2 separate regions of the Homo sapiens genome follow, and region 1 is linked to region 2. Evidence: read pairs that join two places in POLR2A ChIA-PET (ENCODE). Cell type or tissue: GM12878. All regions are shown on one strand. Each heading gives the region's core, and the rest is flanking DNA. Links, peaks and the distances in the headings are about the cores only.

Evidence for each region. Peaks named below come from ENCODE experiments on the same cell type or tissue, not always from the same donor. Only the 100,000 strongest peaks of a DNase experiment are listed, where the experiment ranks them.
Region 1: POLR2A ChIA-PET joins it to region 2 with 10 read pairs; 15 of 35 experiments call an interaction of 5 or more read pairs at or near these places.

Annotation. Positions count from the first base shown.
Region 1 is chrX:119,721,903-119,737,200 of GRCh38, reverse strand. No RefSeq gene overlaps it. Among named protein-coding and RNA genes, the nearest start is that of SOWAHD, 29 kb to the left of the region's middle. In GM12878, for the core only: a CTCF peak has its summit at 7,104 (motif pointing right); a DNase peak (open chromatin) is centred at 7,140.
Region 2 is chrX:119,608,386-119,623,683 of GRCh38, reverse strand. SEPTIN6 (septin 6) reads left to right here. Exons shown (of 11, transcript NM_145799.4): 11 at 3,633-6,739. Among named protein-coding and RNA genes, the nearest start is that of NKRF, 9.6 kb to the right of the region's middle. In GM12878, for the core only: no CTCF peak of the experiment used is centred there; a DNase peak (open chromatin) is centred at 5,695; H3K4me3 peaks cover 775 bases; H3K27ac peaks cover 2,256 bases.

The DNA.
Region 1 (15,298 bases), core at 6,014-8,513, 110 kb before region 2:
TATCACTCTGTCACCCAGGCTGGAGTGCAGTGGAGTGGCACAATCTTGGCTCACTACAGCCTCCACCAACCAGGTTCAAGGGATTCTCCCGCCTCAGCCTCCCGAGTAGCTGAGATTACAGGCACCCGCGACCACACCCAGTGAATTTTTATATTTTTAGTAGAGATGGGGTTTCACCATGTTGCCCAGGCTGGTCTTGAACTCCTGGCCTCAAGTGATCTGCCTGCCTCAGCCTCCCAAAGTGCTGGGATTACAGACGTGAGCCACTGCACCTGGCCCATTTCTTTCTTTTTTTTATTTTTTATTTTCTTGAGACAGAGTCTTGCTCTGTCACTCAGGCTGGAGTGCGGTGGTGCGATCTCAGCCCACTGCAAACTCCACCTCCTGGGGTCCGGCTAAGTTATGTATTTTTAGTAGAGATGGGGTTTCGCCATGTTGTCCAGGCTGCTCTTGAACTCCTGATCTCAAATGATCCGCCTGCCTCAGCCTCCCAAAGTGCTGGGATTACACTCGTGAGGCACCGCACCTGGCCTTCACTATTATTTATTTATTTGACACAGAGTCTTGCTCTGTCGCCAGGCTGGAATGCAATGGTGCAATATTGGCTCACTGCAACCTCTGCCTCCCGGGTTCAAGCGATTCCCCTGCCTCACTGAGCCTCCTGAGTGGCTGGGACTGCAGGACTGCGCCACCATGCTTGGCTAATTTTTTTTTTTTTTTTTTTTGTAAGTTAGTAGGGATGGGGTTTCACCATGTTGGCCAGGATGGTCTGGATCTCCTGACCTCGTGATCCGCCCATCTTAGCTGGGATTACAGGCGTGAGCCACCATGCCCGGCTGCCTTCACTATTACTAATATCATATTTTATTTCATGTAATGGTTATAATAGCCCTGCCAGGGAGAGTGAACAAAACAGGCTTTAAAGTTAGACAGACCTGGTTTGAATCTCAGCCTGAAGACTTAACTACGTGACTTATATAAGGCACTTTACTTCTTTGTACCTGAGCTTCCCCATCTATAAAGTGGAGGTCATGATAATGACACCTGCCCCCTCATCTGCCCCTGCCCAGCAGCTGCTCCTGGGATTCTAGTGTTTCTAGAGAAACTGTGGCTGCTGTCTCTCCCAGCGCTGTCGTCTTCTCTGGGCCAGAAGCACACACAGCCTGAGCTTGTTGGACCTCACGCCCCTGCTGTGCCCTCTGTGGGGCTCTCAGCTCCAAGTGGGTTCTGTCTAATAATTACATAATAAGGTGTAATCACATAATAATTACACTTTAGCTATCCTACGAATTAAGGCAGCTCTTCCAAAGACAGCACATCACACAATGCCCAGCATGTGCCAAGCTTCAGTTAATGAGAGCTGGGTTTGGTTTGTTTTGTTTTGTGATCTGACTGGGCTGTGACCTCCTTGGCTGGCTCTGGGTTCATCTGTCCCTCTCCCAGATGAGCAGTCTGCAGCCCTCCCCTTCAGCAAATGGGGCCGCGTAGCCTCCGCACTCCTCTTGGTTGCTGCCCAATGGGCTGTGACAGATGTCCTGCCAGGCAGCTGCTGGCCCTGCTCATCCTGTGGCCCTCTTTCTAGCATCTGGGCTCCTCAGCTCCTTGGGGGATGGGACTTCGGGGCTCCTGGTCTTGACTTTGGTGGCTAAACATAGAGTGCCAAGTCTATTTGTTCCCAAGTAGTTGAGATGGCACAAGCCTGGCCACCTTGCCCTGGACGCCCAGCTCCCGGTTGAGGAGAAGCCCCCTGCAGGAGTCACTATTATGCCTCCCTGGCCATTTCCAGGCCTGAAAGTGACATTTCTCTGCTCAGTTCACTGTCACTAAAGATGGGTTCATGTGCTGTTTTCTCCAGAGCCTGGTCTGCCCTCTCATCCATGCCTGTCACTCAGCCCAGCTTGTCACTTCCCTCCTTCAACAGAACCTCAAACTGCTACCATGATGCAGCCTGGGCACTCTTCCATCTGTCTGCCTTGCCTGCCCCTGCCCGGCAGCCGCTCCTAGGATTCCAGTGCTTCTCGGGAAGCTGTGGCTGCTGTCTCTCCCAGTGCCGTTGTATTCTCTGGGGCAGAAGCACACACAGCCTGAGTTTGTTGGACCTCATGCCCCTGCTGTGCCCTCTGTGGGGCTCTCGGCTCCAAGTGGGTTCACTCTATGAGCCTGGCCGGCTGCCAGCTGGCTGGCTTTGCAGCCGACTCTGGTGAGGAAGTCCTGCCAAGGGCTGGCCTGGATCACTGTTGCTAGAGGAGCAGCCACCTCCCCACCACCACCCCACATAGAAACATTGGGTTCCACATTTGTAAGCGGACATGCCCAAGAATTTGCTACCCCCACTCGTTGTGCGTCAAAAGCTGGCTAAAGGCTGGGTGAGGTGGCTCACACCTGTGATCCCAGCACTTTTGGAGGCCAAGGCAAGCAGATCACTTGAGGCCAAAAGTTCCAGCCTGGCCAACATAGTGAAACCCCGTCTCTACTAAAAATACAACAATTAGCTGGGCGTGATGCTGTGTGTCTGTAATCCCAGCTACTAGGGAGGCTGAGGAACGAGAATTGCTTGAACCCGGGAGGTGGAGGTTGCAGTGAGCTGAGGTTATGCCACTGCACTCCTGCCTGGGCTAGAGTGAGACTTCGTCTAAAAAAAAAAAAAAAAAAAAAAGCTGGCTAAAATGGGCAGCCACGAAGAGGGGTAAAGATCTTATTGTGATCGGAGTTCTAGGTCTGCTGGTCACTGGCTGTGTGACCTTGAGTGATTACTTAACCTCTCTGAACCTCCATTTTGTCATCTGAAAAATGGACATGAAAGGAATTACTTTATTACCTCATAGGCCTTTTGGAAGGATCAAATGAGAACTTGGATGTGAACACTTTTTTTTTTTGAAACGGAGTCTCGCTCTGTCACCCAGGCTAGAGTGCAGTGGCGCTATCTTGGCTCACTGCAAGCTCTGCCTCCCGGGTTCACGCCATTCTCCTGCTTCAGCCTTAACGAGTAGCTGGGACTACAGGCGCCCGCTACCACGCCCGGCTAATTGTTTTGTACTTTCAGTAGAGACGGGGTTTCACCGTGTTAGCCAGGATGGTCTGGATCTCCTGACCTCGTGATCCGCCTGTCTAGGCCTCCCAAAGTGCTGGGATTACCACTGCGCCCGGCCTTTTTTTTTTTTTTTTAAGACGTGGTCTCGCTCTGTCACCCAGGCTGGAGTGCAGTGGCACGGGTGCGATCTCGGCTTACTGCAAGATCCACCTCCCCAGTTCATGCCATTCTCCTGCCTCAGCCTCCTGAGTAGCTGGGACTACAGGCGCCCGCCACTACGCCCGGCTAATTTTTTTTGTATTTTTAGTAGAGACGGGGTTTCACCGTGTTAGCCAGGATGGTCTCGATCTCCCGACTTCGTGATCTGCCCACCTTGGCCTCCCAAAGGGCTGGGATTACAGGCGTGAGCCACTGCATCCGGCCTCTTTTTTTTTTTCTTTTTTGCGACAGAGTCTTTCTCTCACCCAGGCTGGGGTGCAATGGCAGGATCTCGGCTCACTGCAACCTCCGCCTCCCAGCTTCAAGCGATTCTCCTGCCTCAGCGTCCTGAAGAGCTGGGATTACAGGCATGCGCTGTCACGCCCAGCTAATTTTTGTATTTTTAGTAAAGACAGGGTTTCACCATATTGGCCAGACTGGCCTCGAACTCTTGACCTCAAGTGATCCACCCGCCTTGGCCTCTCAAAGTGCTGGGATTATAGGCGTGAGCCACCACACCCGGCCTCCTTTCAAGCTTCTGATGGCTGCAAGCAATCCTTCATGCTCCTTGGCTTGTAGATGCATCACTCCAATCTCTGCCTTTGTCTTTTTTTTTTTTTCGAGACAAAGTCTCACTCTGTCGCCCAGACTGGAGCGCAGTGGCGCGATCTCAGTTCACTGCAACCTTCGCCTCCAGGGTTCAAGTGATTCTCCTGTCTCAGCCCCCCGAGTAGCTGTGATTACAGGCATGTGCCACCACGTCCAGCTAATTTTTTTTTTGTTTTGTTTTTGTTTTTTGTTTTTTGTTTTTGTTTTTGTTTTTGAGATGGATTCACCCAGGCTGTAGTGTAGTGGCACGATCTTGGCTCACTGCAAGCTCCACCTCCCGGGTTCACTTCATTCTCCTGCCTCAGCCTCCTGAGTAGCGGGGACTACAGGCACCCACCACCACGCCTGGCTAAGTTTTTGTATTTTTAGTAGAGACGGGGTTTCACCATGTTGGCCCGGCTGTTTTCGAACTCCTGACCTCAGATGATCCGCCCACCTCAGTCTCCCAAAGTGGTGGGAATACAGGTGTGAGCCACGGTGCCCGGCCTCTGCCTATGTCTTTATGTCACCTCTCTGTGTCTTTTCCCTTTCTTTTCCCTTATTAGGACACCTGTCATTGGATTTAGGGCTTGCCCTAATCCAATACAATCTCGTCATAACATTTTTACCTTAATTACATCTGCAAAGACCCCTTTTCCAAATAAGGTCACATTCTGGATGGATATATGTTTTGAGAGAGGTTCCATATTCAACTCACTGCAGAAAGGTATTAAGAATTTCAACAGGGCTGGGTACGGTGGCTCACTCCTGTAATCCCAGCACTTTGGGAGGCCGAGGCAGGTGGATCACAAGGTCAAGAGTTCAAGATCAGTCTGGCCAAGATGGTGAAACCCTGTCTCTACCAAAAATACAAAAATTAGCTGGGTCTGGTGGCACATGCCTGTAATCCCAGCTACTCAGGAGGCTGAGGCGGGAGAATCGCTTGAACCTGGGAGGCGGAGGTTGCAGTGAGCTGAGATTGCTCCACTGCACTCCGGCCTGGGCGACAGAGTGAGACTCTGTCTTAAAAAAAAAAAAATTCAACAGGGTCTCAGAAGTGCATTAGACCAATTGCAGGACCCTGCTAAGAGTGGGGCCCTGTCCCACTACACAGATCACATGCCCATGAAGCTAGAGTGTACCAAGGTCATCCATGCCCTCCCTTTATGCTGTCAAATCCAGCAGTTGGGTCTGAGTCCTCACCTTACTGGACCCTCTCAGCAGCATTGGACATTGTCGATCACCCCATCCTCCTTGCAACTCCTGCTTCCCTTGGCTTCTGGGACACCCAGCTCTCCTGGTTTTCCTTTGAGCTCCCTAGCCAGTCAGTCATTCCTCAGTGCCTTCCTTCTGCTGGTCCTGCTGGCTCCATCCTCTAGAGTCTGGAGATTGGGGAGCCATGGGGCTCGGACCTCGTCCACTTGTCTCTATGTACTCGCTCCCTTGAGAATCTCATCTCATCCAGGTCTTTCAATGACCCCTCTGCACAGACGCCTGCTGCTCCGATCCTTCCTCTGAATTCCAGACACACAGATCCAGCTGCTGTCCAGCAGCCTGCTGACAGCTCCCCTTGGAGCTCTAATAAGCTTCTCAAACTTAGCCCATCCATAGTGAAGTCTTCCTAGTTGCTTGGGTGAAAATCTGCCAGCCATCTAAATGCCTCTCTTTCCTCTCACATCTCAACACAGTCTCAGCAAACACTTCCTGCCCTTCTTAGAATGAGATCCCCACTCCTTGCCATGGCTCACAAGGTCCTCCATGAAAACATGACTGAGTCTTCTGCAATCTCACCTCCTCCCTCTCCTACCAACTTCATCCCCACCCCGACCTGCACTGAGGATGCTCCAGTCCTCCACCACCCCGCCTCTGGCTCCTTGATCACACCGAACACTCTCCCACCTCAGGGCCTTTGCACCTGTAGTTCCCTCTGCCTCGTGTGATCTTTCCCAGTTCACTCATGAAGCAGGCTCCCCCACTTCATTCAGTCCTGCTCCAATGTCACCTGCTCAGGGAAGGCCTCCCTGACCACCCTGTTGAAAATAACACCCTCTGGTCCCTCTCTGTTCCCATCCCCTGCTTTGTTTTTATCCAGAGGCATCTCGTACTTGCATTTGCTTCAAATCTACCTCCCTAGAAAGTAAGCTCCATAATTTTAGGGACTTGGTGTTTTTCACTACCGTCATTGTCACCACCCAGCACAGTATGTGACACATATGTGTTGAATCAGAGAATGAATGAATCTAAGCATGTTGCTCTCCTCGCTTAAAATCCCGAGATGCTCCATCACATCTCCGTGCTTTTGCCCATGCTGTTCCCTCTGCTCAGAATGTCCTTCCCCTTCCTAGCCTGCCTGGAAAACTTTTAGTCATCCCTCAAGACCAGAGCCCACTGTCGCCACCTTTGTGAAGCCCCTAGTTGCTGTAAGAGACACCTATATTTAGGCCGGGCACGGTGGCTCATGTCTGTAATCCCAGCACTTTGGGAGGCTGAGGTGGGCGGATCACCTGAGGTCGGGAGTTTGAGACCAGCCTGACGAACATGGAAAAACCCCGTCTCTACTAAAAGTACAAAATTAGCTGGGCATGGTGGCGCATGCCTGTAATCCCAGCTACTCAGGAGGCTGAGGCAGGAGAATCGCTTGAACCCAGGAGGTGGAGGTTGCAGTGAGCCAAGATCGCACCATTGCACTCCAGCCTGGGCAACAAGAGCAAAACTCCATCTCAAAAAAAAAAAAAAAAAAAAAAAAGAAAGAAAGAATAAAAAAGAGAGACACCTATATTTTCTCCTCTATATTAAAACAAAACAAAACAAAACAAAATTCAACTCCAATCATGTTTCCCTTGCCTCTCCCAGGCAACACCTCAACACCTTTTCTGGAGGGAAATTACTGTACCAGAAAAGATAGTTAATTTTAAAAAAAAGTTTTTTTTGAGACAGAGTCTCGCTGTGTTGCTAGGCTGGAGTGCAGTGGTGCAATCTCAGCTCACTGCACCCTCCACCTCCCGGGTTCAAGCAATTCTCCTGCCTCAGCCTCTCAAGTAGCTGGGACTACAGGTGCGTGCCACCACGCCCAGCTAATTTTTGTATTTTTATTAGAGACAGGGTTTCACTGTGTTGGCCAGGCTGGTCTCGAACTCCTGATCTCATGATCCGCCTGCCTCGGCCTCCCAAAGTACTGGGATTACAGGCGTGTGTCGCAGCACCGGGCCTTTTATTTATTTGTTTATTTTTTCAAATAACGGGGAACCTGGAGGCAGAAACTTGGTGAGTCACAAGGGGGCAGCAAAGTGTTCCCACTCGGAGGAAGGCTACAAAGCCTTTCATCATCAGCTAGCAGCAACAATCGGTTTAAACCATGTAGCAATAAAGGATTAGCCACTGGATTTAGTAACAACTGGTCATCACCCACTCCAGTGTCAGTATTTGAAAAAGAAATAGGATTGTAAAATCTCAGCTCAGCCATTTCGTATACGCCCTTGGGCCAATCGCAATCTATTTGACCCTGGTTTCCTCATCTGTAAACTAGGGATACCTGCTTCCGAATGTCACTTCCTCATATGGTTGTCTTGATAATTAACTAGGATGATGAAGGTAATAGATGAGCTGCCTGGAGTGTAGTAAGTGTTCATATGTAAAATACTATTATTACCATATAAAGAACCAAGGGAACTGAGTGTTGCTGAATACCTAGTACGGGCAAAGGCACTTTGAATCCTTAATCAAGTGATGAATGATGAGAAGTTAAATGAGAGGTTGAATGACAAAGTGAGAGGTTAAGTGACATGCCCAAGGCCACATAGCTAGCAACAACAATAGCGGTTCACACCTAGCAGGTACTTACTATGTGCCATGCCAGGCAACCACAGTTCTAAGTACTTTGCATCTTTGCATGAGCAATTTTTTTTTTTTTTTGAGACAGGGTCTCACTCTGTCTCCCAGGCTGGCGTGCAGGGGTGCGATCTCAGATCACTGCAACCTCTGCCTCTTGGACTCAAGTAATCCACCCACCTCAGCCTCCCGAGTAGCTGGGACCACAGACACTTGCCACTATGCCTGGCTCATTTTTTAGTATTTTTTGTAGAGACGGCGTTTCGCCATGTTGCCCAGGCTGGGAGCTATCTCCCTTCTTACAATGATCCCGAGAAAAGAATTTTTATCTGAGGAATGCAGGTCAGGCCGGGAGAGACATTAAAATGAGACTGAAATCAGGCCCTACTCCCCACTTTGAACTGTGTATTCATCTCTTGAAATTGCTTGCTATTGCCATAAATAGCTATAAATTAACCCAATAATGCCACACCAGACACTACAACCCACAGTCTGTAGCTTAACAATGTTATTTCTGTAAATCAATGAGAATTCCTGACAAACAACTTTGCATCAGTCCACTCCTTGTCCCCTACTTTTGCCTTCAAAACTCCACCTGTAACTGCTAGTAATTGAAGTGTACATTCAGGGAAACTTGACTTTCTGCTCTCAGGTTGCAATCTTCAAGCTTGGCCCACATAAACTCTCTACTTACATTAATTTTGCCCAAGCTGCTTCTTTTTAGGTCGACAATCCTATGGAGTATGTACCCTTATTATGCCCATTTGAAAGAAGACTGAGGCACAAATAACTGGGCTAAAGTCACGCTGTGGAGTGTGGAGCTGGGCTAAGAGCGGAGGCAGTCTGGCTCCTGAGCCAGGGCTCTCGCTGCCCTGCCACCTGGCGGAGATGAGATCAAGCTGAGGAAAGCTTGTCATGGTCAAGATGAGGAAAAACTCAAGCCCTTTCCACCACCCTAGGCTGCTTTGAAACTAGCTTGCCTCAAAGCCTGCTCCAGACTATTGAAAAACAAAACCAACACTCCCCCACCTCAACCCCATTATGCCCCTCTTCAGCCACTGGTTTCTCCCTCTTCCCCATCATAACTGCACTTTCTTCGTGGCTCACTGCAATCTCCGCCTCCTGGGTTTAAGCGATTCTCGTGTCTCAGCCTCCCAAGTAGCTGGGATTACAGGCGAGTGCCACCACGCCCAGCTAATTTTTGTATTTTTAGTAGAGATGGATTTTTGCCATGTTGGCCAGGCTGGTCTCGAACTCCTGACCTCAGGTGATCTGCTCTCCTCGGCTTCCCAAAGTGCTGGGATTACAGATGTGGGCCACTGTGCCGGGCCAAGAATAAGAAATTGATTGTAAGGCCAGGCACGGTGGCTCACGCCTGTAATCCCAGCACTTTGGGAGGCTGAGGTGGGCGGATCACGAGGTCAGGAGTTCGCGATCAGCCTGGCCAATGTGGTGAAACCTCGTCTCTACTAAAAATACAAAAATTAGCTGGGTGTTGTGGCGTGCACCTGTAGTCCCAGCTTAGTTGGGAGACTGAGGCAGGAGAATTGCTTGAACCCGGGAGGCGGAGGTTGCAGTGAGCCAAGATCGCGCCACTGCACTCCAGCCTGGGCAACAGAGCAAGACTCTGTTTCAAAAAAAAAAAAAGGCCAGGCGCGGTGGCTCATGCTTGTAATCCCAGCACTTTGGGAGGCTGAGGCGGGCAGATCACGAGGTCAGGAGATCGAGACCACGGTGAAACCCCGTCTCTACTAAAAATACAAAAAAAAAAAAAAAAATTAGCTGGGCGCGGTGGTGGGCGCCTGTAGTCCCAGCTACTGGGAATGGCGTGAACCCGGGAGGCGGAGCTTGCAGTGAGCCGAGATTGCGCCACTGCACTGCAGCCTGGGTGACAGAGCGAGACTCCGTCTTAAAAAAAAAAAAAAAAGAATTGATCGTAAGTTAACTGAAAGTTATAAGCTAAAGAAAAAATGTGTCTGAAGTTAGCCTTGTCAGGTGTAAGTCTGAATCCCCACGTCCTACCCCTGCCCAGCAGTGGAACAAGGAGAGGCAGGGCCCCTACCCGGGCTCCTGCAACTAGAGGAGCTTAGCAGGATGAGTCAAGGAGCAAGTCCAAACTGAAATTCATTAGAGAGAAGCTGCAAATTAAGCCTCAAGGAGACCAAGGGCAAATGCTAAAACAAAGAGTCAGACACCAGACCACAAACGGATGCAAAGCTAGGCTATGAAGCTGAGAGTTTATTGTCAGCCAGAGACACAGTCAGGCGAATGTAAGTCATACACAAGCAAGGAAGATCCAGGGCAATGCGATCAAACAATCTTAGGGCAGGTTCTTGGTGCTTTAGGTGTGTTGGGGTGTTTTAAAGTCTGCATTCAGGGCAGGCAGGTTAGCACTGCAGTGGAGATGATACATCAGGCTATCATTGCTTGCTGTCTTTCGACATTAGAGCCATCCAGCTAGGCACTTTGCTCTGGTTCTGTGGTCACTAAGCAACTTCTTGATTAAAATGTGGCCTCCCACGTAGGTGTGCTTTACTGAGAGATAATGGGCTGGCTAGCCAGCATGAGTAGTCCTTCTCTCCTGGCCTTTATTTCTCACTGTAATGTTTTCTCAAAATGAAATATACTTGATTACATTCTCTTATTACAAAAGTAATATATGCTAATTATAGAAAATATAGACAGGCAAAAAGGGAGCATAAAGATCATCCATAATCCTCCAATCCAGAACAACTACTGTTAAGAGCTTCATATTAGTTGTTTTTTTTTGTTTGTTTTTGTTTTGTTTTGTTTTGTTTTGAGACAGGATCTTGCTGTCACCCAGGCTGGCATGCTGTGGTGTGATCTCAGGTAACTGCAACCTCTGCTTCCCGGGTTCAAGTGATTCTCCTGCCTCAGCCTCCAGAGTAGCTGGGACTACAGGCACGTACCACCATGCTTGGCTAGTTTCTTTTGTATTTTTAGTAGACACGAAGTCTCACCATGTTGGCCAGGCTGGTCTTCAACTCCTGGCCTCAAGTGATCCGCCTGACTCGGCCTCTCAAAGTGCTGGGATTACAGGGGTGAGCCACTGCTCCTGGCCAGATGCTTTTTTTTTTTTTTTTTGAGACAAGTCTCGCTCTGTTGCCCAGGCTGGAGTGCAGTGGCGCAATCTCAGCTCACTGCAACCTCCGCCTCCCGGGTTCAAGCAATTCTCCTGCCTCAGCACCCCCTAGTAGCTGGGATTACAGGCATGTGTCACCACACCTGGCTATTTTTTGTATTTTTAGTAGAGATGGGGTTTCACCATGTTGGCCAGGCTGGTCTCGAACTCCTGACCTCAGATGATCCACCTGCCTTGGCCTCCCAAAGTGCTGGGATTACAGGTGTGAGCCACCGTGCCTGGCTGATCCTTCTTATATGTATATTTACCTACAGCACATATACGTATGGTCATATACACATATTTACTATTGGTATTCTATCTTTTCCTTTTTTTGATTTAAAACTTCTTCAATTATGCAATGATACCTGAGTACATTTTCTTTCTTTCTTTCTTTTTTTTTTTTTTTGAGACGGAGTTTTGCTCTTGTTGCCCAGGCTGGAGTGCAATGGCGCGATCTCGGCTCACCACAACCCCCGCCTCCTGGGTTCAAGGGATTCTCCTGCCTCAGCCTCCTGAGTAGCTAGGATTACAGGCATGCTCCACCACACCGGGCTAATTTTTTGTATTTTTAGTAGAGACAGGGTTTCTCCATGTTGGTCAGGCTGGTCTCGAACTTCTGACCTCAGGTGATCTGCCTGCCTCAGCCTCCCAAACTGCTGGGATTCCAGGCGTGAGCCGCTGCGCCCAGCTTATGAGTACATCTTCATAAAATACTTTAAAAAATATTTTAATTAAGAGGGGGGTGGGTCTTGCTATTGTTGCCCAGACTGGTTTCGAACTCCTGGGCTCAAGCAATCCTCCCACCATAGCTTCCCAAGCAGCTGGGATTACAGGTGTGTATCACCATGGCCTCGCAAAATTTTAAGATGATATAGAATCATGTAGAGTAAAATATTAAGGACCTCCAAAACAACTCATAGTAAATAGCTTTGTATTTATCCTTGCAGTTTTTTTATGCATTTATATATCAATATTACATACTATTAAAATAGAAGACCTAGTATCTTACTATCATACTTTAAAAAAATTTTTTTTTTTTTTTTTGAGATGGAGTCTTGCTCTGTTGCCAGGCTGGAGTGTAGTGGTGCGATCTTGGCTCACTGCAACCTCCCCCTCCTGGGTTCAAGCGAGTCTCCTGCCTCAGCCTCCTGAGTAACTGGGATTACAGGCACCCACCATCACACCTGGCTAATTTTTGTATTTTTATTAGAGACAGGGTTTCACCATGTTGGCCAGCTCTGGTTTCGAACTCTTGACCTCAGGTGATCTGCCCGCCTTGGCCTCTGAAAATGCTGGGATTACTGGCGTGAGACACTGCGCCTGGCCCCATCATACTTTTTAGTAACTGCCTATTTTTACTAAAGATTCTATCATGAACATCTAATCACATCAATAAATACAATTTACATTATCATTTTTAAAGGCCACACAGTATTCTATTGTATGAATGCACCACGATTTATTTATTTATTTATTTATTTATTGAGATGCAGTCTCGCGCTGTCACCAGGCTGGAGTGCAGTGGTGTGATCTCGGCTCACTGCAACAACCTCCGCCTCCAAGGTTCAAGGGATTCTCCTGCCTTAGCCTCCCGAGCAGCTGGGACTACAGGTGCATGCCACCACGTCTGGCTCATTTTTTGTATTTTTAGTAGAGACAGGGTTTCACCATGTTGGCCAGGATGGTCTTGAACTCCAGACCTCATGATCCGCCTGCCTCGGCCTCCCAAAGTGCTGGGATTACAGGCGTGAGCCACCACGCCCTACCCTGATTTATTTAATTAATGAAATAATTTGGAAATTTGTCCCCACCCAAATCTTATGTTGAATTTTAATCCCCAATGTTGGAGGTGGGGCCTGGTGGGGTATTTGGGTTATGGGGTGGATCCCTTCATGGCTTGGTGCTGTCCTCGTGATAGTGAGTTCTCACAAGATCTGGTTGTTGTAAAGTGTGGCACCTTCCCCTGCCCTTTCTATTTCCTCACTCCTGCTCCCGCCATGTGAGACACCTGCTCCCACTTTGCCTTTTTCCACGAGTTAAAATGCTCCCTAAAGCTTTCCCAAAGCCTAGCAGATGCCAGTGCCACACTTCCTGTACAGCCTGCAGAATTGTGAGCCAATAAGACCTCTTTTTTTTTATATAAATTACCCAGTTCCAGGTATTTCTTTATAGCAACACAAGAATGGCCTAATACAACTAATATCCTAATTTTTTATTTTTTATTTTTATTTTTTGAGACAAGGTCTTTTTCTGCCACTCAGGCTGGAGTGCAGTGGCACTCACTGCAGCCTTGAACTCCTGGGCTCAAGAGATCCTCCTGCTTCAGCCTCCTGAGGAGCTACAACTACAGGCACATGCCACCATGCCCAGCTAATTTTTTTTTTTTTTTGACACAGTGTTTTGATCTGTCTCCTAGGCTGAAGTGCAGTGGCCTCATCTCGGCTCACTGCAACCTCTGCCTCTCGAATTCAAGTGATTCTCCTGCCTCAGCCTCCTGAGTAGCTGGGATTACAGACACCCACCAGCATGTCCGGCTAATTTTTGTAGTTTTAGTAGAGACAGGGTTTCACCATGTTGGCCAGGCTGGTCTCGAACTTCTGACTTTAGATGATCCACTCTCCTTGGCCTCCCAAAGTGCTGGGATTACAGTCCTGAGCCACCGAGCTCAGCCCCAGCTAATTAAAAAAAAAATGTGTAGGCCAGGCACAGCGGCTCATACCTGTAATCCCAGCACTTTGGAAGGCTGAGGCATGAGGATCACTTGAGCTTAAGAGAGTTTGAGACCAGCCTGGGCAACATAGTAGGCCTCATCTCCACAAAAATAAATAAATAAATAAATAAGTAAATAAAAATAAATTCTTTTGGCCAGGCACAGTGGCTCACGCCTGTAATCTCAGCACTTTGGAAGGCCGAGGCAGGCAGATCACAAGGTCAGGAGTTCGAGAGCAGCCTGACCACTGTGGTGAAACCTCTTCTCTACTAAAAATATAAAACTTACCCGGGCGTAGTGGCACATGCCTGTAGTCCCAGCTACTCTGGAGGCTGAGGCAACAGAATCGCTTGAACTTGGGAGGCAGAGGTTGCAGTGAGCCAAGATTGCACCACTGCACTCCAGCCTGGGAGGAGACAGAGGAGACTCCATCTCAAAAAAAAAATTATTTTGTAGAGATGGAGTCTCGCTGTGTTGGCCAGGCTGGTCTCAAACTCCTGGCCTCATGGGATTCTCCTACCTCAGTCTCCCAAACTGCTGGGATTACAAGTGTGAGCCACTATGCCATGCCATATCCTATTGTTGAAGATTTAGGTTGTTTCCAACTTTCTCTTATTACAAATGGTGCTTCACTAAACATCTTCCTGTGTATATCATTATGCACGAGTGATCGTTTTCTTGGAACAAAGTCTCATAGGTGGAATTGCAGGGTCAAACAATGTGAACATATGAAGGTCCAATTGGCCTACACACCCACCACCCGGCGTATGGGAGTGCTCATTTTCTTCAACGCTTGCCCAGGCTAAGTATTTTCAATCTTTTTAATCTTTGCCAATCTATGAGCACAATAGGATAGATCATTGTTGCTTTAATTAGCATTTAAAATCGTCCCTGAGGTTAATTCATTTCTTTAACAAATATAATTCAGGATCTGCTATGTGCCAAATGGTGTCTTAGGCATCAGAGATACAACGTTCAACAAAATGGCCACAGATATTGTTCTTATGGGGCTTATGACCTAAGGAGAGACACAGACAATAATCAAACGATACAATAAATAAAGGTGAAACTGCAACTGTGATAAGGGCCGTGAAGGAAAAGTAGAAAGAGCTCCGAGAGCATAAAATAGGGGCCGTCGGGTGTGGTGGCTCACGCCTGTAATCCCAGCACTTTGGGAGGCTGAGGCAGGTGGATCACCTGAGGTCAGGAGTTCAAGACCAACCTGGCCAACATGATGAAACCCCATCTCTACTAAAAATACAAAAATTAGCCGGGTGTGATGGTGGGCGCTTGTAATCCCAGCTACTTGGGAGGCTAAGGGAGGAGAATCGCTTGAACTCAGGAAGCAGAGATTGCAGTGAGCTGAGATTGCGTCACTGCACTCCGGCCTGGGCAACACAGTGAGAGTCTGTATCAAAAAAAAAAAAAAAAAAAAAAGTAGGGGAACTGGAGCCATCAGGGAAGGCTTCCAGGAAGAAATGATGATTGAGGTGATGACTGAGAGAAGAGTTGGAGTCAACAGGTGAAGCAGAGATGGAAGCATTCCATAGCGAGGACAGCATGTGCAAAGATCCTGTGGTAGGTGAGGCATTTGAAAGCAGTGCAGTGTACTTAGAGTACAGAGAGTAAGGGAGAGGTAAGAGAGGTAGGCAGGGGCCAGGACATACAGGGACAGTTAAGTGGGTCAAGAATTTTGGTCTTTATTCTAGGTGCAAAGGGAAATCATTGAAGAGTTTAAAGCACAGGAAGGACATGATCAGACTTACAGTGTGGGAAGACCATTGTGGCTTCAGTGTAG
Region 2 (15,298 bases), core at 4,325-6,824:
TATTTTTAGCAGAGACCGGGTTTCACCACGTTGGCCCAGGCTGGTCTCAAACTCCTGACCTCAGGTGATCTGCCTACCTTGGCCTCCCAAAGTGCTGAGATTACAGGCGTGAGCCACCGCGCCCGATGAAGGGTTATTATTATTTTTTTTAAACTTTACCGTGGAAACTTTCAAACATGAGCAAAATAAGAGGATAATACAGTTCAGCCCCCAGGCAACCATAAACATATGCCTAATCTTGTTTCATCAATTACTACAGACCTGCTGAATTATTATAAAGCAAAACTATATCATTTTATCTGTAAATACTTTAGTATATATTTCCAAGAGATAATGATTCTTTAAAAAAACATAACCACAACCCCACCATTATCACACCTACAAAATGAACAATAATTCATTAACATGAAATGTCTAGTCAGTGTTTGAAACATCCCGGTTGTCTCATAAATGCCCTTTTACATTTGGTTTGTTTGGATCAGGGAATATAAAATATAGAGAAGACTTTTCCCCACTCACCCATGTAGTTTATGATTTAAATGGAGAGCCTGCTGTTAGTCACCAAACTGATTGCCGCAGCTATTGCACTGGGGACTCGGGGCAGCTGGCAAAACATCCTGCTTGGAAGCAAATCCTGAAGAGGAAGTCCATAGAGGTTTCTGCAACATAAGGCCCATGAAACCGGGCCAAAGGAAACAATCTTAAAAGAACAGTGACTTGATTTACTGTCTGGCTTAACAGCAAGTCTTGGAGCCCCTGCTAGTTGACTGGAATTAAACAGCAGATTTCCATTTAGGAAGACAGTCAGTTCCTAGAATGCCTGTCCATTCTTTGCACTGTATGTAGTTCCAGTGCGTAGTGAAGTGTCTGACATGTAATAGGAACTCAGTTCATGTGTTATGTTCTTTGTTCTCCCATTTTTAATGAGGTGAGCAGGAAATATGTATTCTAGTTAATGAGATTTCAGTTAATTCAGGTTTCACTGCACGTGGCTTGACACAGTTGCTTACAGGTTTCCCCAAGTAAATCATTGTTAGTGGCCATTCCTAAAATGAATTCTGGCAAAACTATAATTAAAGCTACACTTTACAAGTGAGAGGCAATTGGTAAACAGCTGGAACAGCCAACCCCAACCCCAAGTAGGTTGGCTCTTCCTGGCAGGATTCTCCCTGGCAGACCACGAAAGCAATTTCAGACCAACGAGTCAGGGGAGGCTTTGGCTCCCCAGGATCTGAAAGCAGCAAAGGCAACCCGCCCCCTCCTCAAAGCCCTCATTCAAGGGGTGGATCACGAAGGCCACCTAGAATGCAGGCAGAGTGAGGCTTACTGTGCCTCCACATTTTGAAATTGCTTGAGGCACTACTTATAGCTCTCTGCATTTGTAAAAGCGATTCCTTTGTGACCCCCTACATCGTTGCAGATACTCTACCTCAATCATTATTGGTCCTTAGGAGTGCACAGTATATGGATAGTATACACACATCAAAATACGTCAGCCTTCCCATGAAACCTAGAACATAGGCCATTGCAGTGTTTTTTAGATTACTCTTCCCCTAGGAAGTAGACAAAGAATAAAAATAAGATATGAGCATTTGTATAGCTTTTATTACTTTCCAAAGTGTTTTTTTTTGTTGTTGTTGTTTTGTTTTTGTTTTTGTCTTTTGTATAGTATCTCATTTTATACTTACAACAGGTCTGTGAGGTAGAGAAGGAATAATCCCCAGTTTGCAAGATGAGTAAATGGAAGCTGGGCGAGGTGGCTCACTTATGTAATCCTAGCACTTTGGGAGGCTGAGGTGGGAGGATCACTTGAGCCCAGGAGTTGGAGACCAGCCTGGGCAGCATGGTGAAACCCTATCTCTCTATTTTTTTTTTTTTTTTTTAAGAGAGTTGGCTGGGCATGATGGCTCACGCCTGTAATCCCAGCACTTTGGAAGGCCGAGGCAGGAGGATCACCCGAGGTCAGGAGTTCAATACCAGCCTGGCCAACATGGTGAAACCCTGTCTCTACTAAAAATACAAAAATTAGCTGGGCATGGTGGCGGGTGCCTATAATCCCAGCTACTTGGGAGGCTGAGGCAGGAGAATTGCTTGAACCCCAGAGGCGGCGGTTGCAGTGAGCCAAGATCGCACCATTGCACTCCAGCCTGGGTGACAGAGCAAGACTCCATCTCAAAAGAAATAAAAATACACACACACACACACACACACACACACACACACACACACACACACACCAGCTCTGGGCCCAGCTGTGACTCTTTGCAGCCACAGGCAAGTCTGTTGACTTCTCTGTGTTTCTTGGTCTACTCATATGAAATGGGGATCAGTTCTACTTGCTGTATTTATGTCACAGGAATGAAATTTACATGGAAGAGAGGTCAAAGTATTATTTAAGCACAAACCAATGATGGGTTTCCATAGTTCACATTTTCAGGTAACTGTGGTCTGGACCCTAGAACAGAGTTCTGCAATCATCCCCATATGCTCTGCAAACAGGTCTTGCCCCAGAGTACCAGTTAGCTGACTAGGACAGCTCTAAGGATCTCCTGGGGTGAAACCTCAGCCTCCTCTACTTTCCCAATGGGACAGGAAATGCAGTGGCTAGAGCCTGGGGCTCTATCCAGTGGCCTGAGGCCACTTAGAGATTTGTGGAAGGTATTCCTGTACAAGGTATTGGGTGGTGGTGCTGGGGGTGGGTGGTGGTGCTGGGGGTGGGTGGTGGGGGACACTAGTCAGGACCTAGTCATTAAGAAGAGATAGGCCGGGCTCAGTGCCTCACGCCAGTAATCCCAGCACTTTGGGAGGCTGAGGCGGGTGGATCACTTGAGGTCAGGAGTTCGAGACCAGCCTGGCCAACATGATGAAACCCCCGTCGCTACTAAAAATACAAAAATTAGCCGAGCGTGGTGGCAGGCGCCTGTAATCCCAGATACTCAGGAGGCTGAGGCAGGAGAATCGCTTGAAATTGGAAGATGGAGGTTGCAGTGAGCCAAGATCACGGCCACTGCACTCCAGCCTGGGCAAAAGACCAAAACTCCATCTCAACAACAACAACAAAAAAGAGCCGGGTGCAGTGGCTCACGCCTGTAATCCCAGCACTTTGGGAGGCCAAGGCGGGCAGATCATGAGGTCAGGAGATCGAGACCATCCTGGCTAACACGGTGAAACCCCGTCTCTACTAAAAATACAAAAAAATTAGCCGGGTGTGGCGGCGGGCTCCTGTAGTCCCAGCTGCTGGGGAGGCTGAGGCAGGAGAATGGCGTGAACCCGGGAGGCAGAGCTTGCAGCGAGCCGAGATCGCACCACTGCACTCCAGCCTGGGTGACAGAGCAAGACTCTGTCTCAAAAAAAAAAAAAAAAAGAAAGAAAGATAAAATGTATTTTTGTGGTTGTTGATCATTATTTTGCTGGCTAATGCCACTGCTGCCATCATGTGGGAGTGTGTGTGGAGTGTATGAGAGAGAAAGCATGTTCCCCGGAGCCAATGCAATAAGACCTTAAGACCATCTAACATAGCTATATTCTAATTTAGCCATTAGTCCTCATTACTTAATTTTCTTCTGACTTTTTTTTTTTTTTGGTACATTAATCTATCCATTCATTAACTCAGCTTCTCTTTTCATTTTCAGTTTGGGCTTCCTGTAGACACCCTTTTCCTGCGCAACAGAGCTGGGCCTCCCTTTCTCTAATTTCCCCCTTAACATGCCTGGGGGGCATACAATCCAACCCGCGCCCTCTCCTCTCTTCCTGCCAAGGTTTATAGAAACCTGAGAATCTGAGGGTGATGTCTGGCCGCTGGTCAAGAAGCCAACAGTCATGTGGCTCGCAGATGCATCCTGCATCCCAGTCCCCCTCCCAGCACCCCCAGCCATCCCCCCTGTCTTCCCCCACATCTTTGCCAGAGGTGTGACATGGTCAGGGGGCCCATCTGCTACTCTTTCCCACCAGCTCCCCTGTTCCAGTTCTGGTTGCTGTTAGTTTCCCTGAGGTATTTGCAACCACCATGGCTGGGTAACCACCGATCAGCACAGCTGTCCCCTTGGTCTCCTGTATCCCAGTCACTAGTCCTCCCTGGTCCACCCCACCCTCATCCTCAGGAGCCACAGCCATTTCTTAGAGGGTTTCAAAAGGACAGCCTTTGGCGCCTTTTCCTTCTAACCTTTGAGTCCAGCCCTTTCCAGTTTTCATTCACTCGAAGTAACTGCACTCAAGCTGTGCTCAAAATCGGCAACGCATTTATTTACACCAAGCCCTTCCCATAAAACACAACTGCTGAAGAAAATAGCAGACGTTTCCCCTCTCTCTAACTCTGGGTATCCCACAGATGCAAAAGGGAGAATAAACCTGAATATTATTACCAGCCTAGAGTCTTGAATGATAGCCTTACCGAATTCTTCTTGTGAGGTATTTCAGCATCTCGGGGGGTAATTTCCGGAAGGGCTCCATACTGTCCCAATAAGGTGAGGCCAGTAGCAGGAATAATAAATCCCACTTTGTAGGCTGGAAAACTGAGCTGTCAAAAGAATCAAGTGTTTGGGGGTTTGCTCTGATGAGTCTTCTAGTTCATTTGGTGAATGTCATGATGATTTTTAACATGCATTTTGCATGCATCCCCCAATAAGAAGAGATGAGACTCGGCCGGAGAGAAGAAAAGGCCCTTAACTTTCTTTCCAATTTAAGGAGTTGAGAGTTTAAAAATATTCCAGCCCTAAGTTTTTATCATGGGTCCCATCTGATAGTGGCTTTGGGAACCTCTGTGAAGTAGAGAGCCCTCCCTTGTCAGGGTTATGAGGCACAGTGGCCTTTGGTGTTTGGCCAGTGACAGTGTGAGAGATGGAGTTGACCTGGCAATGATCTGTGGCTAACATGCCGTCTCTCTGCCCTTCCTTTGCAGTAATCCATGGCTGTGTACTGAATAGTATTCCCCGCTACAGCTGGACTGGACTCCATTTAGCCTTTTAAGCCGAGGTTCCTATTTTAACTGACAGCTTTCCTTTGGGGTGCCAGGCAGCGAGGCCCCCCACCCCTATCCTGCCATGTACTTCAAGCTCACTTCTTCTTTTTGAGTTCCGCAACTTGCTCCTGCCTCCCAGCCCCACTGGCACTGACCATGACCACCTACTTCTATTTTTTTTTTAGAGTTTCTTTTTTTGATCACTTACTTTCAAAGCACACAGTCAAACAAGGTTATGCCAAATTTCCAGGCCTTTTTGAAGTATTGAGAAGGGGAAGGGGATTTCTCACTTCAATTATAGATCATAATAGGAAGCAAAAAGAAAAAAATGAAAAGCAAACATATGCACGCACTTTTCTTGTTGACAAAGCAAGAATATAGGTTTGCTGTGTAGGTTTGGTGCTCTATTGATTGGTGAGTGACCAGAGCAAGTATGAAGGTGATGCTGCCAAAGCACAAGCCAGTTTCTTGGGAAAATTCAAGTTACAGTGGAGTATTTTTTTGAAGACCATATGCTTGGAGGTAGAAACAAACCAACGACCAAAAAAAAAAAAAAAAAAATCTGCTCAGATACTCAGCCAGTAGCTCAGAGAGATGCTGAGTTAGGCCTGTCAGGTCTCCTTGGGAAAGGCTTCATATTTGCAACTTTGATGATTCTATGTCCAGCTTCAGAGCTGCTTTCCCAGAAATTCACGCTTAAACAACCAACCGGTAACCACCACTTCCCCACACCGCCGCCCGGTAATTATTTGCATTACAAACCGGAGGCGCCCTCATTTGCATTTGTGTACAGATTAACTAGTTAAGGCTTGAGAAGCTCTGAATAATTCAAAAGTATTAGACCCACACAGCCTTGGAGAGACCTTCAGAAACTAAGGAGGAGTTTTATATTAAGGGAGACATTTTAGTCAGTAAGACGATATAACCTACTTACTCCGTAAGGGGAAATGAAGGCCCAGAGAAGGGAAGGGACTTGACCGAGGTCCCACTTCTGTTTCGAGGCAGAAGCCAGACTAATTTTCATGCCTCCTGACTCCCAATCAGTTTCACAAAGGGATTCAATCTGTTTATATACGTTACATTCCTGGATACGAGGTCTTTTGATGTTCAGAGTAACTGACTAGTTAGTATTAGAAGACCCTCGAGGTTTTTTTCCACAGAAAAACATCTGAAGATGGATTGGGTGAGGGCTGGCAAAACGAAGGCATGCCGGGCCAGCTCCTTAACCCAATGACCCAGTGATGCTGCAAGGCTGGAACGGGGTCCAGGAGACTGTGTGTAACAGGTGCCCTAGGTGACCCTTATAATCAGGGAAGTTTGGTGAACAAAAATCGAACCCATGAGTGAACATAAATTAAAAAGTTGATCAACCTATTAAAATGTGTATTTCATTGGGTAGCTTTTCTCACTGTAGACAGATTTTTTCCTTCTTCAATGAAAAGGCTTTTAAATTAGTACAACTGTTACTATTTAAAAAAAAAATACCCTAAGTACTCTGTTTACTTCTGGTGAAACAAAACCAGTCATTAGAAATGGTCTGTGCTTTTATTTTCCCAGACTGGAGTGGCTTTTCTGAAACACACACACACACACACACACACACACACACACACACACACACACACACGTACACACATCCCTCACTTCTCTTAAGCCAAGAAGTTTGCTTTCCCTAGCTGCAGTGTAGATGGCTCTTGTTTTTGTTTTTTTGTTTTAATCATTTGGCATTCACATGTGGCTGTTAATATGTGCTTGTTTTTAATTAAAACAAGAAGCTTTAAACTGGTGTGTGGTGTTCTTAAAACCTTCTCAGCAGATTTCCCCGTGGTGATGGCCCAGCAATGACCCCCATTTCTAACCTGTCTTCTCACACTACAATCTGTGCTACCTCAATATTGCCCATTCCCCTCCCCCTGTCTTACTTTGAATGTCCTCTTTCTTTGGCTAATTTCATGTTTTCTTTCTCTTTCTCTCTCCTTTCCAGCTTTTTTTAATCTTGTCTTCAGCAGCTGCACTAAGTCTAAAGGAGAAGACTGCCATTATAGAAGAGTTAGGGTTCCATATTGTCTCAAATCAGAAATCAACCAATTTCCTCTCCCCTCAAACTGCAAGCACACACACATACACCACACCACTCAACAAGTGTTCATGTGTCCCTGTGTCCAGGCAAGAAGCTCTCTTCCTGACTCACATGGTATTTTAAATGGAAGTGTCTTGTCCTAACTAACAAGGCAGGAAAAGAACCATCAGAGCTGGAAAATGGACGAAATGTAACCTCAGAGAAACAACTACAGGACCACTCACCCAAGTGTAAGTGACTGGGGCAGGACACCTCAGCTGTGGGTATGAAAGTACTGTTCTGTTCACAAGGTTTTGTTTGAGTTTTATGTTTTTCTTTTAAACATTTCTCTGGTTCGATGGGTTGACTGTCTACAGCCACTGTTAAACATTTCTGAATATGCAAGAGAAAGTCAAGTGACATTTGTATCTTCTTCAGCATTCGCAGACCTTCTATAGATTCCAGCAAAGGGGGAAAATGTATCCACTATCTAACACTTAGGTAGAGAAGGGAGGGGGTTTAAGCTTAGTGAGGGCAAAATTACTCCATTCCACCTTCCGAGACCAGTTAGGGTTTTGAGAGAGGTTTCTGCTCAACCTGGGATCTGGAGGGAGAGCTTTGATGTTGGTAAATCTGCCTTGAATTCATTGGTTTAACTTGCATCAAAATACCATGTGAGTGTGCTCATTCTCATATATCCCCTACCACCATCACCACCATTCTGCTGTTCAGTGTCTCTTGAGAGAGCCTCTTTGCATGTTTTCCAGAATCTGTGTGTGTTTTTCCTTTCTTCTCCTTTGTTCTTTTTGCTCAAAGGTGTGACCAGTCATTGCCCCTCTGGGGCTTTCATTCTCCAGGAGAAACATCCCAGAACCAGCACTGTTTAGCCTGATACCTTTCTAATGTCCATGTCAATTTTCAATAAAATTCAAAGAAATGCTAAATGGCTGTGTGATCTGATCTTAAGTCACTGGGTGATGCGGCCCACCACGGTTTGCCTGAGGAGTGGGTGGCTGCCTTCTGAGTGGGTGATTTGAAGGGCTCAGGGAGGCACCACCAGCCTATGAAATCTTCCTAGATGGGTTGCCATCCCCCGTGCCCGCCCCCTCCAACTTTATTCCAGCTGGGCCTGAAATTCCCAACACCTGGGGTGGAGGTGGGCAGGAAGTCCTCCACTTTTTCTTTATTAGCATGGATTCAACTAAGTTGAGCTGATTATCATTTAGTATATTAGATGGAGAATGTGGAGCGCCAGAGCCTACGGAACAAGATTCAGGTGAGTTTTAATTCTGGCAGGAAAAGAACTCTATGCCACGTGTCTTCTCTCATTTAATCCTGTGATGTGAGCATCCCCCAAAATTCATGGATATGACTATTCTTTATGACTCAAAAAGCATTCTATAGATACTAAGGAGTATTTTGTGTCCTGGGTCTACTAGAGAGCGGAGCCTCCCATCCTCCTAAGCATTAAAGTAGGCAAGAGAGAGAGTCATCACTTTAAAGAACTCTGGTGGCCCTTAGGAAAACGAATTTTCTTCAACTTTGTTTTCCTAAGGGCCAGGGTGCAGACATCAGGGCATGCATCCTTTCCTTACAGAGGCCTGGAGGCTTCAGAAAATATCCATGTATATAGGCCTGGCTCTGCGCAGCTCACACACTAGGAGACAGCCGAGTGAGACAATACGTCTGTGACGTTTGTGACGTCACCGAGCAGAGGCAGGCACTGAGGTGTTATGGAAAATTACAAGCCCTGGAGCCCTACAGACTTGTGAGCTGTAAGCAAGGTGGGCAGATCACCTGGGGTCGGGAGTTTGAGACCAGCCTGACCAACATGGAGAAACCCCGTCTCCACTAAAAATACAAAATTAGCCGGGCGTGGTGGCACGCGCTTGTAATCTCAGCTACTTGGGAGGCTGAGGCAGGACAATCGCTTGAACCTGGGAGGCGGAGGTTGCCATGAGCCGAGATCGCGCCATCGCACTCCAGCCTGGGCGACAGAGTGAGACTCCATCTCAAAAATAAATAAGTAAAATAAAAATTTAATAAAACGTCTCCAGAAAAGGAGGACATCAGTGATTGCCTTGCCATGGTCATTGTGAAGGCTACCTGAGCTAAAAGTTAAAGACCTGGGCGTTCAGTCAGTGGGCTCCCTTGTTAAGGACTGAGTTTTCCCTGTACTAGAAAGTACTCACCTGGCCAGGTGCAATGGCTCACGCCTGTAATCCCAGCACTTTGGAAGGCCGAGGTGGATGGATCACTTGAGGCCAGGAGTTCAAGACCAGCCTGGCCAACATGGTGGAACCCCGTCTCTACTAAAAATACAAAAATTAGCCAGGCATGGTGGCACGTACCTGTAATCCCAGCTACTGGGGAAGCTGAGGCAGGAGAATTGCTTGAACCTGGAAGGCAGAGCTTGCGGTGAGCCGAGATCGCGCCATTGCACTCCAACCTGGGCGACAGAGCAAAACTCTGTCTCAGAAAGAAAAAAAAAGAAAGTACTCACCTTAGAGTCCTATAATCCAGAGTTTCTCAACCACAGTACTATGGACATTTGGGACCAGACATCTGGAGGGCTGTCATGTGCGTTAAAGAATATTTAGCACTATCCCTGGCCTCTACTAACTAGATATCAGTAGGATGCCCTCCCTACCCTCCACAGTTGTGACCACCAGAAATGTTTCCAGGCATTGCCAAAATGTTCCCTGTGCACAATCGCCCCATGTGGACAACCATTGCTTTAGGTCAGGAGTGAGCAAACTTTTTTTTTTTTTTCTTGAGACTGGATCTCACTGTGTTGCTCAGGCTGGAGTGCAGTGGTGCGATCACAGCTCACTGCAGCCTCAAAATCCTGGGCTCAGGTGATCCTCCCACCTCAGCCTCCTGAGTATCTGGGACTATAGGCTCGTGCCACCATGCCCAGATTGTTTTTAATTTTTTTTGGAGGAGGGTAGAGACTGGGGTCTGGCTGTTGCTCAGTGTGGTCTTAAACTCCTGGGCTCAAGCGATCCTTCCACTTCGGCCTCCCAAAGAGCTGGGATTATAGGCGTGAGCCACCGCACCCAGCTGCAAACTTTTTCTGTAAAGCGCCAGCTGATAAATATTTTAGGCTTTGCAGGCCATGTGATCTCTGCAACTATTCAACTGTTACTACAGCACAAAAGCAGCCGTAGATAATATGTAAGAGGTTGAGCATGGCTGTGCTCAATAAAACTTCACTTATGGACATATGATTTGAATTTCACATATCCTGAATTATTCTTTTGATTTTTTTTTTTTTTTTGAGACAGGGTCTCACTCTTCGTCCAGGCTGGAGTGCAGTGGCATAGTCATAGCTCACTGCAGCCTCGAGCTCCTGGGCCCAAGCAATTCTCTTGCCTCAGCCTCCCAAGTAGCTGGGACTACAGGAGAGCGCCCCGACGCCCCGCTAATTCTTGTATCTTTTGTAGACACAGGTTTCCTCATGTTGCCCAGGCTGGTCTTGAACTTTTGAGCTCGAGCGATCCACCCACCTTGGCCTCCCAAAGTGCTGGGATTACAGTCGTGAGCCACTGTGCCCAGCAATTTTTTCCCAGCCATTAAGAAACGTAACCAAAACTAGCCTGGTGTCGTGGGCCTGTAGTCCCTGGCCCGCCACCACGCCTGGCTAATTTTTGTATTATTAGTAGAGACGGATTTTGCCATCTTGGCCAGGCTAGTCTCTAACCCCTGACCTCAAGTGATCCTCCCGCCTCGGCCTCCCAAAGTGCTGGGATTACAGGGGTGAGCCACTGCTCCCGGGCTTAATTAAATCCTTTGCATGAGATCTAGTTAGATGCTGCCCTTGGGGAACTTGCAGACTGGCCCCTTGTATCTACTCAACCACGTTTTTCAACACTTCCCAATATTTGTTCTCTGTCCAGTCTATTCTGTCTCTGCACAAACCTCTCCCTGAGTTACACAAACTGTTCGTTGACTCTGTCTGAAATATCATCTACTGATTTAAATCCTACCTTCAAGGCTCAGGTCCTACTTTAAAGACTTTCTTGATCTCATCCACCTATCCTGATTCCTGATCTCTTCTCCATTTTCAAACTCCCTAGTTGAACTTTTTTTTTTTTTTAACACTGTCTGACTCCATCGCCCAGGCTGGAATGCAGTGGCATGATCACGGCTCACTGCAACTGCTACCTCCTGGGCTCAAGCGATCCTCCCACCTCAGCCTCCCGAGTAGCTGAGACTACAGGCACGCACCACCACACTCAGCTACATTTTGTATTTTTTTGTAGAGACGAGACTTCACCATATTGCCAGGCTGGTCTCCAACTCCTGAGCTCAAGAGATCCGCCCACCTCGGCCTCCCAAAGTGCTGAGATTATAGGTGTGAGCCACTGAGTCCGGCCCCTACTTGAACTTATATAATCTTCTCTGCTTCTTATTTGGGGGACTTCCCTCCTCAAGAGATGTTAAGCTTCATAAGAGTAGGGGCATCATTTATAAGCTCTCCAGAGGTCCCAGTAAAGTGCAACCTCAAGATAAGTGATTAAGAGGTAGCTAGAGGCTGGGCGTGGTGGCTCACACCTGTAATCCCAGCACTTTGGGAGGCTGAGGCGGGCGGATCACTTGAGGTCACAAGTTCAAGACCAGCCTGGCCAACACGGTGAAAACCTGTCTCTACTAAAAACACAAAAAATCAGCCAGGTGTGGTGGCATATGCCTGTAGTCCTGGCTACTTGGGAGGCTGAGGTAGGAGAATTGCTTGAACCCGGGAGGCGGAGGCTGCAAGTGAGTAGAGATTGTGCCACTGCACTAGATTTATATTCTTCACCAATGTCAGGAGCTATTGCACTTTTTTTTTTTTTGAGATGGAGTCACGGTGTGTCGCCCAGGATGGAGTGCAGTGGCACGATCTCTCACTGCAGCCTCCGCCTCTCAGGTTCAAGTGATTCTTCTGTCTCAGCCTCCCAAGTAGCCGGGACTACAGGCAAGCGCCAACACGCCCGGCTAATTTTTGTATTTTTAGTAGAGACGGGTTTCACCTTGTTGGCCAGGATGGTCTTGGTCTCTTGACCTCGTGATCTGCCCACCTTGGCCTCTCAAAATGCTGGGATTACAAGCGTGAACCACTGCGCCTGGCCCACTATTGCACTTTTCAAACTACATTTTGAAATTAAGTTACAAGAATAGTATAATGCGGCTGGGCGCGGTGGCTCATGCCTGTAATCCCAGCACTTTGGGAGGCTGAGGCAGGCAGATCACCTGAGGTCAGGAGTTCGAGATCAGCCTGACCAACATGGAGAAACCCTGTCTCTACTGAAAATACAAAATTAGCCAGGCACATGCCTATAATCTCAGCTACTCAGGAGGCTGAGGCAGAAGAATCGCTTGAACCCAGGAGGCAGAGGTTGCAGTGAGCTGAGATCACGCCATTGCACTCTAGCCTGGACACCAAGAGTGAAACTCCGTCTCAAAAAAAAAAAAAAAAAGAATAGTACAACGTATACTCACATACTCTTGACCCAAATTCACCAGTTGATAACATTTTGCCCTATTGCTTTATCATTTTTGTGCCCCATATATATGTATGTGCCCCATATATACAGATAATATTTTCTTACATAACTGCAGACAGTTATCAACTTGGGTAAATTTCACATTCTAACACTAATCTATCAAATAATATCCTTTATAGCATTTTTTTTCTCGCAGTACAGGATCTAGTCTACGTTTATGCATTGTGCCCTGTCTTTTTACTCTCCTTTCGTTTGGAATAGCCCTTCTTTGTCTTTCATGACATTGATATTTTTGAAGTCCTATTTTAAAAATAGGATGTTCTCATTTTGGGTCAAGGTGTTGCCCAATTTCTCCAGGATATAATTACTGTTTTTTTTTTATTGCTACTAATAAACAATCTGTGGAGAGAAACTGTTAAGTTCCTGGAAATATCTTACTCATCAAAAATTTCTCCTTGGATTGAGCATCTGTTGATAATGTTTGCCTGGACCGATCTATATAAAATGATGATTTTCCAACTCCAGCACTCCCTCCATATTTACCAGTCAGCACATGGTATTCGACTGAAAGCAAAGCCCCTCCCTGCAAAGGCCCTCCCTTCTCTCTCATTTATTTATCTATTTGGTATCACTGTGGACTTATGGCTCCCAAGTTTTCAGTGGTTTATAATTCATTACTGTCTTTAATAATATTGGTGCTCACATTACTCAGAATTGGCCAGTGAGAACTCCTAGTTATGCTTTCAATCCGTTACTAAACATTCCTCAAGAGCACATGGTGGTGCAGAATTTTCGGGTCAAGAACTTTTAGTGATCTGATTTTTGGGATAGTTTATGGGATAGTTAAAAGACAGGTTCCAAGTTTCTGTCTTTTCATTACGTACTGACTCCCCCTATAGGCAAAAGCAGGAAAGGAAGCTCAAAGCAGTCAAAACGGGGGTTTATGTGTCTTAAGACAGTGACACGGCCGGGCACGGTGGTTCACGCCTGTAATCCCAGTACTTTGGGAGGCTGAGGTGAGTGGATCACGAGGTCAGGAGTTCAAGACCAACCTGGCCAAGATGGTGAAACCCCGTCTCTACTAAAAATACAAAAATTAGCAGGGCGTGGTGACCGGCACCTGTAATCCCAGCTACTTAGGAGGCTGAGGCAGAGAATTGGTTGAACCAGGGAGGCGGAGGTTGCAGTGAGCTGAGATCGTGCCACTGCACTCCAGCCTGGGCAACAGTGGATTAGAGCGAGACTCCGTCTCAAAAAAAAAAAAAAAAGACAGTGACAGACCCCTGCAATAGAGAGGAGGAGGATGGATGATTACAGGTGGTGTCCGGATTGTTTTTATTTTTGTTTTTTTTTTCTTTTTTGAGACGGAGTCTTGCTCTGTTGCCCAGGCTGGAGTGCAGTGGCGTGATCTCAGCTCACTGCAACCTCCACCTCCCAGGTTCAAGCAATTCTCCTGCCTCAGCCTCCTGAGTAGCTGAGACTACAGGCGTATGCCACCATGCACGGCTGATTTTTGTATTTTTAGTAGAGATGGGGTTTCACCATGTTGGCCAGGCTGGTCTAAAACTCCTGACCTCAGGTGACCCGCCCGCCTCGGCCTCCCAAAGTGCTGGGATTACAGGCATGAGCCACCGCGCCCAGCCTTCTGGATTGTTTAGGATTGTAATGGCAACCTTTATTATCTATGCCTACACCTCTCTTCAACTAATGTATTTCTTCTCAGGGGTTTTAACTCCTGCTCACTGAGAAACCCTCTGTGGCTGTGAGAAAGGAATGGGCTAAAATAGATTGGCTGATGGATTTTTTTGTAATCAGAAGGATACCAGGGAGAGAAGGACATGGAGAATCCTGGAAATTTGTGTTCTATGGATGAAACTGCTTATTCCTTAGTGGGATTTACAAATGGAATCCTGTTATGGTTGTTCCAGAGCAGATGGCCTCTTACATCAGTTCCAACACCTTTTATTTTGTAATCCAATTTCAAAAGTCAGATTACAATTATTTGTTTCTATACAACGGAAAAGTTTTAATCCAGGCTGAGAGGAAGTAGTTTATCTTTTCACAGATTGTTTTCTAGGAAAGATGTATATTTATTACAATGCGGATTTTGGTGAAAGTTGGCAACTTAGGCTATGTCTTAGTCCATTTATGCTGCTATAACAAGATACTGAGACCTGAGACTTATAAAGAATATATATTTATTTCTCAGAGTTCCAGAGCCTGGGAAATCCAAGATTAAGGCACCAGAAGGTTCAGTTGTCTGGTTGGGGCAGCTCTCTGCTCTCTGCTTCCAAGATGGTGCCTTGTTGCTGCATCCTCCAGCAACAAGGGGAGAGGAGTGTTATATCCGCACATGGCAGAAGGCAAAGGGCAAGTGACCAAACACCGATTAAAGCCTCTTTCATTAGGTCCTTAATCCCATTCCTGAGGGAGGAGCTCTCATGGCTTAATGACCTCTTAAAGGTCCCACCTTTTAATACCATCACATCAGCCATTAAGTTTCAACACTTAAATTTTGAAGGGGACACACTCAAACAATAGCAGGCTGAAATTAATCTAATTATAAAATAACAAATCAGCTTAAAATGTAGGCTCCAAGGAAATGATTTTCACTGGGTTGAGACAAAAGGAAGAGCTTCATTCATTTATGCATTTAATTCAACAAATATCTCTGGAGTGCCTGCAGGATCAAGGTATAGGTGCTAAGACCAAAACAGATGAGTTCCATGCTTTCATGTAACTGACATTCCAGTGGAATACAGCAAGAATACAAAAAGGAAAGAAAGTGGTTTT